Regions from separate parts of the Mus musculus genome. Here region 2 is linked to region 1. A link is a loop called in an ENCODE intact Hi-C map of the cell type or tissue named here. Cell type or tissue: gastrocnemius. All regions are shown on one strand. Each heading gives the region's core, and the rest is flanking DNA. Links, peaks and the distances in the headings are about the cores only.

What was found. A loop is a pair of places that touch in the nucleus more often than their neighbours do. Peaks named below come from ENCODE experiments on the same cell type or tissue, not always from the same donor. Only the 100,000 strongest peaks of a DNase experiment are listed, where the experiment ranks them.
Region 2: a loop joins it to region 1, with 2.4 times the contacts of the local background. A loop is called at or near these places in 27 of 42 quality-filtered maps.

What each region holds. Positions count from the first base shown.
Region 1 is chr6:135,374,116-135,381,943 of GRCm38, reverse strand. Emp1 (epithelial membrane protein 1) reads right to left here. Exons shown (of 5, transcript NM_010128.4): 2 at 4,656-4,766; 3 at 1,947-2,043; 4 at 1,703-1,843; 5 at 1-970. The coding sequence starts at 4,733. The coding sequence ends at 804. Among named protein-coding and RNA genes, the nearest start is that of Emp1, 15 kb to the right of the region's middle. In gastrocnemius, for the core only: a CTCF peak has its summit at 3,983 (motif pointing right); DNase peaks (open chromatin) are centred at 3,992 and 4,290; H3K4me3 peaks cover 412 bases; H3K27ac peaks cover 302 bases.
Region 2 is chr6:135,084,166-135,091,993 of GRCm38, reverse strand. It overlaps Gprc5a (G protein-coupled receptor, family C, group 5, member A), which reads right to left. Exons shown (of 4, transcript NM_181444.5): 4 at 7,285-7,828. Among named protein-coding and RNA genes, the nearest start is that of Gprc5a, 22 kb to the right of the region's middle. In gastrocnemius, for the core only: a CTCF peak has its summit at 4,081 (motif pointing left); a DNase peak (open chromatin) is centred at 4,072; H3K4me3 peaks cover 679 bases.

The DNA of each region.
Region 1 (7,828 bases), core at 1,510-6,509:
ATCTTTGGCTCTAGAGAATCTAGAAAAACTCCAGAAAAGCTGCCTTGGCTGTAAGTGAGAGTCTAGCAAAGTTCACAATAGGAGGCCTCCATGTGGGACAGCTCGGTGACACGTGACTGAGGAGCACTGCCTGTCCCCACCTGTCTCCAAGATCCTCTGGGGTAGAAACTTCCATTTCTTGGCTAAACCAATTCCATCAGCTTGAACTTACAAACCATCTCTCTTCCTATACTTTTGTTAGAAAGGCCACCAAATATGCACATTGGCTTCCTGGCCAAAGCTCCCACTACAGGCACATGGGATCTGGATTTGATGTTTGTTTTTAGGTCACAAGGACAAAGTGGCTTCCAGACTTAGCCTCAGCATAGAGCAATATCTGCTCTTGCTAAGACCTGAACCACCATCAGAACTTGATAATATGGATGTGGAAGACCTCAGTGTGTGACCCAGCAGCCACCCTCAAGAGTGGCGCCAGTGGTATGGCAGCTGGGGAGGCCCCGAGTGTATGTAATTGAGGATGGACGGGGCCATATTTGGTGGCTAGAGGAGGACTCTCTGGTGACGTCAAGGAAGCATCAGCATATCAGCCAACAACTTTCTTCCAAGGATGGGTGCTTGGCAGTAGAGAATCCCACCGCCCCAGATATGGTTTGGGTTTGGGCCTCTCCCCCTCTTCCTTCCCTCTCCCCACCCCCCTCCCCTCTCTGTTATTCCTACACAGTGACTCCTGCTTCCCTCCCAGGTTAGGTTGCTTCCTCCTACCCAGCCCACCCCGCCCCCAGACGCCCATGAGCGTATTCGGCTTATTTCTTCCTCAGGACCATATAGAGTATGCCGATGATGAAGCTGAAACAGAAGCAGATCCAGGTCAGGATGAAACAATAGCCTTGGTGGCTGCTGGAGTTGAAGTTCCCTTCGCTGTGGGCGTAATGATGAGTGTAGATTGACACTCCAACCAGGATACACAGCCCTGCAAGAAAGGGGGAGCTGGCATGATTGGCATTGAAGTGAGTTTTTGGGGGTTTTTTTGGTGTTTTTATGATCCCATTTTCCTGGACAGCAATAGGAAAGTGGACTCTTTTCGTGTGTCCGTAAAAGGTCACTGTGTTGGTTTGCCCAGATTTGCGCTTGATGGTATGTTGGTGAATAAGAGATAGCTGGGCTCTCCTATCTGTACTGATTTGTGTGTAATGAAGAATAAATCATGACGCATCCTGATTTCTACCTGTCTGTCCGATCTGGGCCTCCATACAACTAGGTATGGTGTTATGAGAGAAGCCTGGCCTTTTACCTAACTGGGTGTTTCTGGAAAGAATGGAGAAGATGGTGCATTGCAGTAATTGTGCACATCATGGCAATAGCTGCATCTTCTCTGGGGATTCCCACCTTCTGTATTGAAGTGGTCCTGATGGTGCCCAAGCATATGGGGGTTCCTGATCCAAGCAGCAATACCAGGCCACCAACAGATAACTAGAGGAGAGAACAGCCCAGAGAGGCAGCTCCACACAGCCATGTGCTAATCTGAGGGGCAGTGACTGAAGCAAGGATGTAAGCTTTTCCTGTGGGACTATGTATGTAGCTCAGTATTAGGGTATTTGTTTAGCATCTCAAGGCCCTGTGCTCAGTCTGGAACAGTGGGGCGGGGGTGGGGGGGAAACTGATGCTCTCATGTAAAATAGACTCTGCTGCTCTGGATACTCACAGCACACCAGCATGGTGGACCCTGAGAGGAAGAACCGGTTTCCCTTCTCCATAGTGAAGAGCTGGAACACGAAGACCACAAGGGAGATGATGGAGAAGATGATGGAGAGGATCATGAAGGCTTGCACTGCCTTGATAGCATCTGTGAAGACAAGACAGAACCAGGAGCATTAGACAACCAGAGAGTCTGGACACCTTCCTGAACACACCCACGGTGTTCTAGGCATTGATGTCTGCATGCATACCTTCATTGCCGTAGGACAGGGAGCCGTCGCAGTTACCACCAGTGCAGTTCTTCCAAAGCCCTACAGATGCATTTGCGTAATCTGCAACCATCCAGACCTGAAACCAGGAGATGGAGTTGATTAAGAATTACCCTTCTGCTTTCAGAAGAGGATGTCAACACGTGTCAGGACCAAATCTTAACCAAGACGTCCTATGCAGCTATAAATACTGCTAAGCCTCATGTCTCTGTAGAAATTAGATCCCAGGTACACAAAGGTCCCAAGAGAGAGAATTGTGACCCCAAAAAGATATATTTTGGATTTCACTATTGGTGGTGCACACACACACACAAACTAACTAAAGAAATTCCACCATAGTGGTTTAAAATTCTGAAGTTCTAAGGAACAAAAACTCTGGGTGAGGAAATATATATTGAGTATGCACAATCTCCTTTAAAAAGACTCACATTTAAATCCCTAGCTAATGAGGAAAACAAGTTAACTCTTGCCTGGGAGCACCTCGCTGTGACTGCAGCACCCTGTAAATAACTCAGGAGGCTCCGGAATTAAAGCTTCCACTCAGATAGCAACTTTGAGACCAATGTAGACTACATGAGACTCCGTCTCAAAACGCAAAAACAGAAACAAAAATGTCTGGGGATCTTAAAACGGCTTAGCAATTAAGAACATTTATAGTTCTTACAAGAGGACTAGAGTGCGGGTCTCAGCGCCTCCACTAGGAGACTCACAACCATGTGTAACTCCAGCCTCAGGGAATCCAACATCTTCTTCACTGGCACTTGTATGTGCATATCCACACACATAGACATACTTTTAAAAATAAATCTTTAAAGAACAACAACAACAAAAAAAAAGATAAGGGAAAACGTCCAGCTGGAAACAACAAAGAAACAGAGGACTACTGCGGAGACAAGAATGAACCTGGGGCCCACAGGCAACCTTCCTCTATACAGAAGGGTCAGATGCAGACCATTAGAACATGCAAAGTCATTCCATGTCAAAATGCAGCATCAAGGGCTCCAAGGCAGAGGCAGCTAAAAGCACAAGGTGTGGCCAAAATGCACATCCCCAGGTTCTCCATCCCTTCTTGCCTGGACCAAGAAAAACAATTCCCTTCTGGAACAGAAGATAATTCTGTCTACACATGCGCAAACCGTGCTGAAACAGGAATCCCTAGCATACCTAATCACCTGATCTCTCAGCCCCCACATCAGAGCTGGTACTGGGTGAATAGGAAGCACATGGTAGCTCTTAATACAGTTTGACGTTTACCACCACACTGTTATCCTGTGAGGATTAGGAGTCTGCTTATAGAATGGCCAAATTACAAGCCTACAGGAGACAGGTTGGGCAGGGGTTATGTCCTATTTCATAACACTTAAACTGGCCTAGCTTGTATTTACACTCTGATGTTTGCAAAACCCCTTCTGTCTGGACTTTAAGACCTATTCACCCTTGTCAATCAACAGAGGAACCCGCCTTTAATACCAGCACTTGGGAAGCTGAGGCAGGCAGATCTCTTAAGATCCAAGCCAGTCTGGTCTACATAGTGAGTTCCAGGACAGCCAGGGCTACACAAATGAACTCTATCTGGAAAACAAAACAAAGCAAACCTTATTCACCCTTTAACCACAGCAAGGACTGTAGTCCACCCTGGAGCACTGTTTGTGTGTCTAATGATTGGCTGTCTTAACTTTAATGTTGTTGGTTGTTGTTGTTGTTTTGGTTGGTTTGGGGTTTTTGGATTTTTGGGTTTTTTTTTTCTTTCGAGCAGGGTTTCTCTCTGTAGTTTTCTGGCTATACTGAAACTTGCTACATAGACCCGGCTGACCTTTACTCACTGCCTCCCAAGTGGTACTAAAGGCGGAAGCCAACACACCCGGCAAAATGTGTAGCTCTGGCTGGCCTCAAACTCATGGTCCTCTCTCTTGCCTCTGCCTTCTTCATGCAAATCCTACCATCACAATGGGCTAGCTGGCTGCCTTGACTTCTAAGTTCAAGAAACTGGCTCATTTTGTCTAAGACAATACAAAGTGGGTGCTAAAAATGACCACTAGGGGTCAGAGTAGCCCCGGGTTCCGAGAGCAAAGACAGACTAGCGATCTCCGTAGAAGATCGTTTTATTTGATTCACGGGACACCAAGTTAATCCTACCAAATTCCATTTCACACACCTATTTCCACACAAAACTTGAATTTGTCAACCTCATAACCAAAGCAGTGTCCTTATTCTCTGATGTCTATCTATCTATCAGGAATCTGCGATCTAGCGCATGAGCAGATATTGTTAACCTGAGCACAGGGAGAGTCTGTCCCACGAGGGCGTCTTTGCCCTTCTGCCTGAACTGCACTTCTATTTTCTTCTACTTCCTCCTCTAGAGGAGACACGCCCATCCTCCAAACGCACCTCAGTGTCCACCTCCCGTGGAGAGGATTCTTCTCAAAGCTGAACCTCCCAACACCCCTAGAGGAATCACTTGTGGACTCTCGCCTTTTACACTTTGGTTATTTCTTCCCGATCTATGAGTATGTGTTTGTTTGTTTGTTTGTTTGTTTGTTTGTTTGTTTTCCCCTCACAGCTATTCAAGAAGTTCTCTGCTCTGTGATTTAACACTCCCAGCTCCCGTTTTTGTTTGTTTGTTTTTTAACCTTTTACCAAACTATTCCTAAGATCCTTCCTGGGATGAGGAAACAGGGGGCTGGGACTCACGTTGGCAATGGTGGAGACAAACAGCATAATGGCAGTGGCAATGTGGACCACAAAGAGACCAGCCAGTAGCACCAACATCTTGGCTTTTTGGTGACTTCTGAGTAGAGAATTCTGAAAACAAAAGACGGGGGAGACAGAAAGGTTATTGTCACAGTCAGTAAGACGCATCCCACCTTCTCATTTCAGGATCTCTGTTGACACAAGAAAGTGTGACAATTTTTAAAATTTAAAATTACATCAAAATGTTCTAAAACCTGATTGATACACATACCCAAATGCTTACTCATCTGTGTATAGACAAGTACTTCTGTTTTGCTCCCACATGTTTATAGATTCATCTCTTTAATATAATGAATATTCTACAGATATAATGAGTATAATTACAGAATATAATATTCATTATATTAAGAAGCGCATGGTATGCTTTATAGCAGCTGCTAATGTTTTGTTTGTGATTGACAGGCCAAAAATGTCAGGCTTTGAGTTTTTGGAAGATTTTTGTCACCTCCAGAACTCTGCAGCAGCATGCATGCCCGGTTTCCATTTGCATGAGGAAAGCATCAGTGCTCCAGCAAAATGCTCACCCAGCAAACTGAATAGAAACAATGAGTTCTGCAGCACACGCCACTATTACTCAACGGCCATAGAGCAAATTGGCTACTAATTTGATCCCGGATGAGACGTAAAATAAGAGAGACACAACTTCTGTTATTACAGTGCTCTTTGGCACCCAATAGTGTGACAACCTAATTACTGGGTAATGGCCCGGCCACTTACTGATTTAGCATTCCAGACTAATATTTGCAACACCTGAGCCTTTGGCCCTGCGTGCCTCTTGGTGGGGATGCTGTTATGGGTCTAGGGCGATGTTAGATTTCCTGCGGTTCAACATGACAGCTCTGGGGCTCCAGAAGTGTAAAGCTTGAGATAACACCAGATGTGCTTTTTGCTGGTGTGTGGTGTTTATGCAACTTCAGTCATTCAAGACCCATCCCCAAAGACAAACAGATGTATGAATCACCCTTCGGAAGAGTTGAACTAATATAAATTAACAATGTGCATGGATAAACAAAAGTTCTCAGCCACAATCTCAACAGAGACCACTGATCATAAAATCTAGAAGCTAAAGGAAGCGTAAGAGGGCACACATGGGGCAGCCGTGCATACCCTCTGTGTCACACCTATGACAGATGCAGAGTCAGCTCAGAGAGACATCAAAGGGAAAGGACTTGGAGGTGGGGGAGGTATTCACCCTCTAGGCAGGGAGTGTGTGAGGATGCACCAACCATAGAGGAGATGCTGTGTGCATCCTGCAATTGCTTGTTCCCCACCCCCCTCCACCTGATTTAATTGATGCTTTGTCTGTGCCTAAGCCACTTTCAAGCTACACTAGGTATTTATTAGAACACCGATACTATCATTATTCTGACATTCTGCGTGTCTTTTATCTCCTCTCGCTTTCTCATTAGCTACTCAAAACCAAACGTGATCTACTGCACGCCTGGGTTCTTGGCTCTTTGTACACACTGGTTTCTACTCTCCAAAAAAAATCCTCTTCCCCACTGGCTGCTTCCCTCCAACGGTGAGGGAGGCAGGCAGAGAATGTTCTCAATTTAACTGTGAATGGCAAAACCCGATGCCATTTTCCTGCTGCCTCTGGGGAGAGCCTGTGAATCCTCTCTCCCAACTTTCAAGTTCACTGCTGCTTTTCTGTGGTTCTCGCCTACCTCCGTAACTTCCCCCTTGGCTTTCATGTGTGGAGAAAAGGATTTGTTTTACTGTTTTGTTTTTTGAGTTAGAAGTTGACTTAGAATTATTCCAAGGGCTTTGATCTCTGCCTCCGTTTCCTCATATGTGAAGAGGGGTAATGATACCGACTATACCCAGAGGTGTGAGGCTGCAACTGGATTACGTAAGTAAAAATGCCTTCTGAAGCATGGTACAGTAAGTACCGTGTGTGTCACATGGTACTAATAACAGGGTTGCCGTGATTGTTGTTGTTGTTACTGTCTTTCTTCTATGAAGCAGAATGACTGTTACCAACCCGGTCCAGTTACTCAGTCACATGCCACCCCACATCAAAGTCAAGAAATAAGACATTTGCAGGGTAGTTCACCGGACAGCATATGGCTAAAATCACTTTGGTCCTCAGAAATTGACATTTTTGTCTAGTCCTCACCCCTCCAGTAGGGAGGGTATTAAGAACAGATCCTCTAGAGACAGTTGGCTTTTCTCAGCCCAGGCTTGCCCATCTAGAATAAAGCTGGCTCAGGAAAGAAAAGGACAAGAATCACATAATGGGAACTTTCCCCCCACCCTCCTCGACCCTGTAATGACTCTCGGGTTCATTTTGTTTATAATTGACAAATTTTCTCCTAATCGTGAAAAGTAGCTGAGGAGCCAAGAATGGACCATAATTCACCAAGTGAGGCCTCTTTAAATGAGTTGCCTGACAGGCAGGCAAATCCAGAAGTCTTTCTGTCTCCTTGATTGCCCTGGGACCCTATCCAGCAGAGTCCCTCTTGTTTCATCCTGCTGACAGCCTGGTCCAGTGGCCGCTCGTCATGTCTGGGCAGCATGGACACTTTGGGCTACTCCGTCTCTCTTCTTACCTCAGCGCAGGCCCAACTAGTTCTTGTCCCCTGCCTGCTGCCACTTGAAGAGCAGATGAGGAGATGCAAACCAAAAAGTGGCTCTTTTATCTGCGATAGGGTGTGTGTGTGTGTGTGTGTGTGTGTGTGTGTGTGTGTGTGTGTGTGTGTTCTGTGTCTTTCCTCTAAGGCAAGGAACAAAATATCTCAGATCAATGAGTATTCTTAGTGAACAAGACCCTCAGTTCTCTGTGCCTCTAGGCACTGTGTCCATCCACTGTGGAGGAGTTACTGAGTGACACACAGAACTTCATCTTTGTGTCAAGTTTACCAGTGTCATCCATTGTTATCTTAGAGGGGCTCCCATTATTCTTAACACCCCTCTTCCAAAATACTTGGAAACCCAATGGAACACTTTATGAAACTTCTATGTTGGATCACCCCAGTCTCTGTATCCAGAGAGTTACCCAGCCTCTGTATTAGAGAGCCTACCCCTTAGTCTAGGACAGCTGTTCTCAACCTGTGAGTTGTGACCCCCTTGGGGGTCGAACGATCCTTTCACGGGGGTTGCATATGAGATAC
Region 2 (7,828 bases), core at 1,008-6,007, 290 kb after region 1:
CCCCTTCCTATGGGTTTTTTTTCTTGCTTCTTCATGGTCCGAGATGGCAGCTGAGATTCTCAGTAACAAAATCAGGCTGACAGGATGAGAGAAGATAAATCTGCCATTCTCCTAGGTCTTTGAGCAGCACGTCAAATCCAGAGCCAATCACTCCATGTTTGCTTAGTGTGCCCAAGGCTGACCACGGTCTCAGCTCTGCTCATCAGTGACTTCAGATTAACCAGTCGTCAGTCAGAACCTAGACTGTGGCTTCAAGTGTGTCCTGGTAAGACCCCACCATTGTGGATGCTCTTGAGAGCTCCAGCCAAGGGCATTCACGTGCATTATGGCAACCCAGAAAGATGGCAGCACACTACAGTCATTCCATCTTATCGAGGGAAGGGCTGAGGCACAGCTTTATGTAGGTGGGGGGGGGGGGGAGATGGTGCTGGGTACAAGCATTGTCTCTGAGCTCACGCACAGCTATCCTGAGTCATCAGAGAGGTGCTTTGAATTGAGTTGTAACAAGTCCAGCAGAACCAGTACATCAATGCATGGAAGAGACCAGAGAGGGAGACAGCTGGGAGCAGGAGGGGTTGCTTGCATGTGTGGTAACAAATCCCATTAAAGCATCGTCTCCCTCTCCCCCTCCCCCTCCCCTTCCCAGTCTTCTTCTTCTTCCTCAGTTTCATTTATTTATTTAGAGACAATTTCTCATGTAGCCCAGGCTGACCCTAAACCCACCAAGAAGCTAAAGATGACTCTGAACTCTTGATCGTTCTGTATCTATCTCCTGTGTACTGGGATTACAGGTGCACACCACCACACCTACTAACGCTTCATTTTTTTAAACTGTTTCTTCTTTTGTGGAGGTGAGGAGTGGAAAAGGGATCTTGTGTAACCCAGGCTGGCCTTATTTTTACTATGTGGCCCAAGGCTGGCCTTGAACTCCTGGTTGTCATGCCTCTCCCTCAGAAGGGCTGAGATTGCCCCATCTGTTTTTCTTGTAAGGGTGGGGAGGGAAGCAGAGTCTTCTGTATCCCAAACAGGCCTACAAGATTTGTGACAACTTTCAGTTGTCAGTTTCCTAAGCACTGGGGTTATAAGCCGTAAGTTATGTGCCACAAGCCCAGCTAAGCCAAGGTTCATTTTATTGCCTGTTGCTAGATCTGGGGGATTGGAATGTGTGCTGCAGTGCCAGCACCTCAGGGCAAGGCATTGCAAACCCCATAATGACGTGTGGGCTTTCCGGTGACGCTCTCTGTGTTCTCTGTCTCTATCTCTGTCTCTGTGTCCTCTGTCTCTCTCCCCTCCTCCTCCTCCTCCTCCTCCTCCTCCTCCTCCTCCTCCTCCTCCTCCTCCTCCTCCTCCTCCTCCTCCTCTTCTTCTTCTTCTTCTTCTTCTTCTCCCTCTCTCTCTCTCCCTCCTCCCCCCCCTCTCTCTGTCTCTCTCTCCCTTTCTCTCTCTCTCTCTGTCCTGGAACTTACTCTGTAGAAAAAGCTGGCCTTGAATTCAGAGATCTGGGATTAAAGAAGTGAGCCACCACCATCTGGCTTGTGTCTGCTCTCCTAAGGAACACTTAAGACCCCATGGACACTTACAACCTCAGCATTCAAGATGCCGAGGCAGGAGGACCATCCAATCCAGTGTGGGCTACACGGTGTTTTCCAGACCAGCCTGGGTTACATAGGATAATCTTGTCAGTAGGTAGATAGATAGATAGATAGATAGATAGATAGATAGATAGATAGATAGATAGATAGATAGATAGACAGACAGACGAACGAACGAACGAACGAACGAACGAATAAGAAAGTTTCCAAGGTCAGGTGAATGTCCCTTAAAGGAGACATAACTTCCCACAGAGAGAGAATCAGCACTGGGCGCTGGCTTACACTGCACAGAGGCTTCAGGCCTGCGGGAACTTTGTGTCGTCGTCCCCCCACCCCCACCCCACCCCCATCTCACGGGCTGCAGCTTGAGGGAAAGCTTTTCTTCTTGTCTGGAGCGCCCTCACCTGACAGCTGACTCAAGGCTGGGAGATGGAGGACAAATCAGAAAGGCAGTTCCCACCAGTGCCTCCCTGCGGCTTCCATGCCAGACAGGGCGAGAAGACCAGGAGAGAGGCCAGGAGAGGGCTCCTGATTTGAAGAAGGAGAATCAGAGGAATCCTGAAAATATGGGTGATCATACTCAGGCTTTGTTTCTTTGACCAAATGCTCCCTTTAAAAACAGTTGTAGAATTGATCAGGGATTGACAGCAGAGAGAGCCAAGAACCAGCGATACAATCCTTACTGTATCTGCTCCATCGTGCTTCCCTGAGTTTCCTGTTAAATGAAGGCTGCAGAGACACCAACCAGACAGTCTCTGCGACCTCCTTAAACCACAGAGTTTTAGGTCCAGAGATGTTCCTCTCCAAGGAATGGGCAACTCTGTAGGTATTTGGGGAGTTGCAGGGTCAGGCACCAGTGACTTGCTACCCAAACCCAGCCATCTATGGAACATCAGCAGAATCCAGGGAGGCCAAAGCATTATCTGCCCTGAAGACAAAGGGTTCTAGAGCCAGACATGCAGATGCAGGCCTGTAAGGGATACCTGGGAGGCCGGAACAGGAGTCCTGAGAGTGAAAGGCCAGCCTGGGATATGTAGTACCAGGCTAGCCTGGGATACAGCATCAAACCCTGCCTCACACCTGGCTCAGTAAGTAAGTATGCTTGCTATGCAAGCATGAGAACTTATGTTCAAATACCCAAGACCCAAGTAAAACATTGTGGTTACACATGTACCTGTAGCCTCTGCCTTGTCAGGGAAGATCGCCAGGGCTTGCTAGCCTAGCTCTAGCTACAGTGAGAGACCCTGTCTCCAAGAAATAAGGCAGAGGGTGATAGAACAGAAACACTCAGTGTCTCCTTCTGACCTCCATACATGCATATAGGTAGAGGTTCACACACACACACACACACACACATTCCAAAAGCAAGCCAGACATGGTGCTATATACACCTGTGGTCCTACTTCTTGGGAGGCGGAGGTAGAAGGACCTTGCCTACAAAGTGACTTTGAGGCTAACACAAGCTATATAAGATCCTGTCAGAGAGAGGGGGGGGGGGCTCAAGAGCTAAGAACACTGGCTATTCTCACAGAAGACCTGAGTTCCGTTCCCAGCATTCACAAGGCAGCTTACAACTGGTTGTAATTCACCCCTAAAGGACCGGTCCCTTTCTTTCCCTGAGGGCATACATGTGATACACGTACACAGATAAAAGCACGCATATAATAAAACCTTTCATGTAAAAGAAGGAAAAGAAAAGGAAACAGGCAATAGCTCAGCAGGGAGAGATGCAAGTCTGGGCCTGACTTCAGTCTCTAGAACCTGTGTGGTGGGAAGAGAGAAGTGACCTCTACACACATGCACAGGAACCCACACATAATTAATTAATTAGTTAATTAATTGATTGATTAATTAATTGATTGATTAATTAATTAGTTAAAATGTTTAACACACAAAGACAGCAACCTACAAGCTAAAGTCCAGATTCCCCGGTGCTCAGAGGTAAACAGTTAGGATTTTCTGAAGCAACGCTCCATTTGAGGCTGAGGCTGGGATATCAGTGACCATGCAAAACCCTGGCAGCAACAAAAGAAAGTAGTCAGGAAATCAAAAAAGCCCAACAGGGCATTCAGTGCTCAGCAACAGTAAGCCCAGAACGGAAGGAAACACGGAGCGAGTGGGAGGGCGGAGGGGGCTCCTGGATCTCCAGGGCCAGCTTGTACTTCTGGTTTTGACCGAGAGCCAATGTTCTCACCACATAAATACCAGATGACATTCATAAGATCAGTCCGTGAGACGTTACATGTAATGATGCCAGGTTGCGTGCAAACGGGCTGGGAAACCTTGGAGAAGTTCACACACAAAAAAAATAAGGGCAAAGGAGACGGGAAGTGGCTTTAAAGGTTAGGGGAAGGGGCAGCTCTGAGGCACGCCTCCCTCGGTCCTGCTCACAATCTTGTGCCCTCAACCAGAATGGGGCCTTAAGCCAGGAGATGCTGTATTTAGGCTCCCCAGGGTTGAACGCTGAGGTCTTCCTGCCATCTAGTGGAGAAGCCGGGTATGGCAACTTTGGTTCGGAAAGGTGGGACCCTAAGTCTATTTCACACGTGATTAAAAAAAAGAGAGAAGGCTGCTGGGCTTGCGCATTGATTCATCATTAACCGTTTAGTTCAAAGAGTGGCACTTTGCCTCCAGACATCAATCAACTGACACTGGCCAAGGGCCAGCCTGGACTGAGTCTTCGCATTCTACTTTCCTATGGGCGGAGATGAGATTGAAGTCCTCTTCCGTATAGTAATTCTCAAACGTGGAACTTCTAGCCCTTGACGCAAAGAGCTTATAAATGAACAGAAGTGACAACGGGCCATGGGAAAGACCAGCACTTTGCAGAGGCAGTCTTCTGTTACCAGAAAGGGCACGCACTCAGAATGTTGTGACCATCTTTCCACTTGGGGGACCATTTAATCTCTTGGCCAAAGCTCTCCAGAGACAGAGATGGTGCCATTCCCAGGTCCTCCTCGGTGTCTCAACAGCCATAGGTATAGAAACCCTGGCAACGGGCTGGTGAGATGGCTCAGTGGGTTAGAGCACCCGACTGCTCTTCCGAAGGTCCAGAGTTCAAATCCCAGCAACCACATGGTGGCTCACAACCATCCGTAACGAGATCTGACTCCCTCTTCTGGTGTGTCTGAAGACAGCTACAGTGTACTTACATATAATAAATAAATAAATCTTAAAAAAAAAAGAAAAAAAAAAAAAGAAAGAAACCCTGGCAAGGCTCCTCCCTTAACGACAAGATGGGCCCAGAACATTCTATGCCCTTCAGGGGAGGTGGGAGCAGAATGGCCATACCAGCCTCAGCTTCATAGGGTTGGAGGCCACCCTAGGCTCCATGAGACTTTGTCTCAAGAGACATACCTTTAGTCCCAGAGTTCAGGAGACAGAGGCAAGCATATCCCCTTGAGTTTGAGGCCCCCATACAGAGCTAAACACTATCCCCAAAAAGGAGGAGCAGGTAGCAGGTCTTCAGTCTCCTTATCCAGAGGTAATCTGATACCTTCCAGTGAAGAACGAAGAACGGAAGACCTAAGAGCCCGGAAGTTGCTAGTCACGATGACCTTAATTCCCAGTTAGCAGACTGAGGCAGGATGGCCACAAGCCAACGTGGGCTACATGGTGAATTCCAAGTCATCTTGGGCCAGAGAGAGAGAGGAATACACAAGCCTTGCAGGGTCTGTCTCTCTGTCTCTGTCTGTCTCTCTCTGTCTCTGTCTCTGTCTCTGTCTCTCTCTCTCTCTCACACACACACACACACACATACACACACACATCTATCTGCAGTCCTGCTAGGCACACCAACTCCATACAAACTCAGACACAATCCAAAACGCTTCAGGAGGCTACGTGCTTGGCCTGCCCTGGTGGATGGTGCACATAGAGTCATAAGGTCAGAAGCTTCTCCCATGGCTAGCCTGTAGATCTCATCTGTATCCTTTGCAGCAGCCTTTATAACAAATGCAGAGACATTTCCCCGACTCCTGGGAGTCAGTCCTGACAGGAAAGGGTGAGAACACCCAGTTTATAGCAGAGAAATTAGAAACACAGATCTAGCACCCAGGGACCAGACTGATAAACAAGTGATGGTGATCCGTTTGGAATTCTGGGCTCTCTCAATCCATGGGATGTGATATTGTCTCCAGGTAGATGGTGTAAGATTTGAGTTAAATCACAGGTCACTTCCCGGGCTTCCACTGTGATACTGCTGGCTTGATGGTGCAGAGGAAGATCCACACCTTTTGAATTCAGAGCTCCATTGTGTTGATTTTTGTGTTGTGAGATTAAAACATGAATATACATTTAGTGAGGAGTCATGGCACAGGGTCCTTACACTGTAGCCTAAGCTGGGTCTTAAAATCATGGTAGTCTCCCTACCTCAGCCTCCAGAGCATTAGAAAAGTGAGAGCCACCATGCCTGGCTAGGAACATCATGTGTTTAAATACTTGGCCATAGGGAGTGGCACTATTAGGAGGTGTGGCCCTGTTGCAGTAAGCAAGGCCTTGGAGGAAGTGTTTTGCTGTGGGGGTAGGCTTTGAAGTCACCTATGCTCAAGCTACAGCCAGTGTGGCAGACCATCTCCTGCTGCCTCCGGATGGAGATGTAAAACTCTCAGCTTGTTCTCCAGCACCATGTCTGCCTGCACACTGCCATGTTTCTCTGCCATGATAATAATTGATTGAATCTGGGCTGGTGAGATGGCTCAGTGGGTAAGAGCACCCGGTTGCTCTTCCGAAGGTCCAGAGTTCAAATCCCAGCAACCACATGGTGGCTCACAACCATCCCCAACAAGATCTGACTCCCTCTTCTGGAGTGTCTGAAGACAGCTACAGTGTACTTACATATATTAATAAAATAAATCTTTAAAAAAAAAATAATTGATTGAATCTCTGAAACCATAAGCCAGCCCCAATTACATGTCTGCCTTTGTCAGAGTTGCCTTGGTGACAGCATTCTTCATTCTTCACAGCAATGAAGCCCCAACTAAGACTATATATATAATTTTTTTTTCCTCACAAGAAACCCCACTGGGTTCTTGAGAAAGACTAGGCGAGTCTAGAAGGACTTACCTCAGGAATCTGCTCTCGCTCCACTATGCAGATCCGGAGATTGAATTCAGGTTCTCACCAACTCTGTCATTCTGTCTTCAATCAGTAAAAAAAAAAAAAAAAAACAACCAGGCAAATGAAAGTGCAGCCTGCCAGCCTTTATGAGCTATCAATACCCGAGCTGTGAATACCCACACTTCTTCACAGCCCTAACTCGCTTTTCTGTGGCTTTGTTTGTTTTTATTGTTGTTGTTGTTGAGACAAAGTCTTACTCTGTAGTTCAGACTGGCCTCAGAAATCATGGCAATCCTCCTGCCTCAGCAGGAGATTACAGGTAAGCCACGCTGCCAGTTCTCTGGCCCGGTCTCCCTGTGTAGAACAGACTAGCCTCAAACTCACAGAAATCTACCTGTCTCTTTAAGGAGCAAGTCCCTAACTAAGCTCACACTTGCGTGTCGTGCTATGGCTAAGTATGAGAATCCTAGTTTCTCCATAGCACAGAGACTCCTAATCCTCTGCCCGGCAGAGTTTGTGAAGTTATTCCCTGGCCTCCCCGCAGCATGTGCAAACTCATACCCACAAAATCTTTAAATCATATTTTTTTCAAGAAAATAAATAAATAAATAAATAAATAAATAAATAAATAACATTTAGATTTTAAAAATAGTTGTGACCACATCTTTATTGCATACCCAGGTGAATAACTTACCACATAACAAATACATCCCATCCCAAGAATAGACACGTAGGGAGGTCAGGAGGTCAGGGTGAGCGTATTACTGAGGATGGGGTGGGGGGGGGGAGAGCAAGGGCCAGGAATTTATAGCGAGAACAAAACCCAAATTCTCCTGGCAGAGAGAAACAGACCTTGTCTACTCCAGTAATATCCCAAAGAGCTCCTGGCAAAGGACACAGAGGTCTGGGGTTGGCAGTGAGTTTGGAGGCGATTGGGATGAAAATGTGGCCCTTGGAAATCAGTGTCTGCACCAAGAGGTCACTGTGGGGCAGTGCACTGAGGGTAGACACGTGACCTTTAGCCGTTCCTCCCCCGGCAGGAAAGCCTTGGAGGGCGCGATCAGATTAGCTTCCAGTGTGGATGAGATGGACAAGGCGGAGACCCAGACCTTTCTGGGTTTATCCAAATCTTCAGTTCTGCTTGGTATGGAGCAAATCCTCATAGAACCCACCGTGGG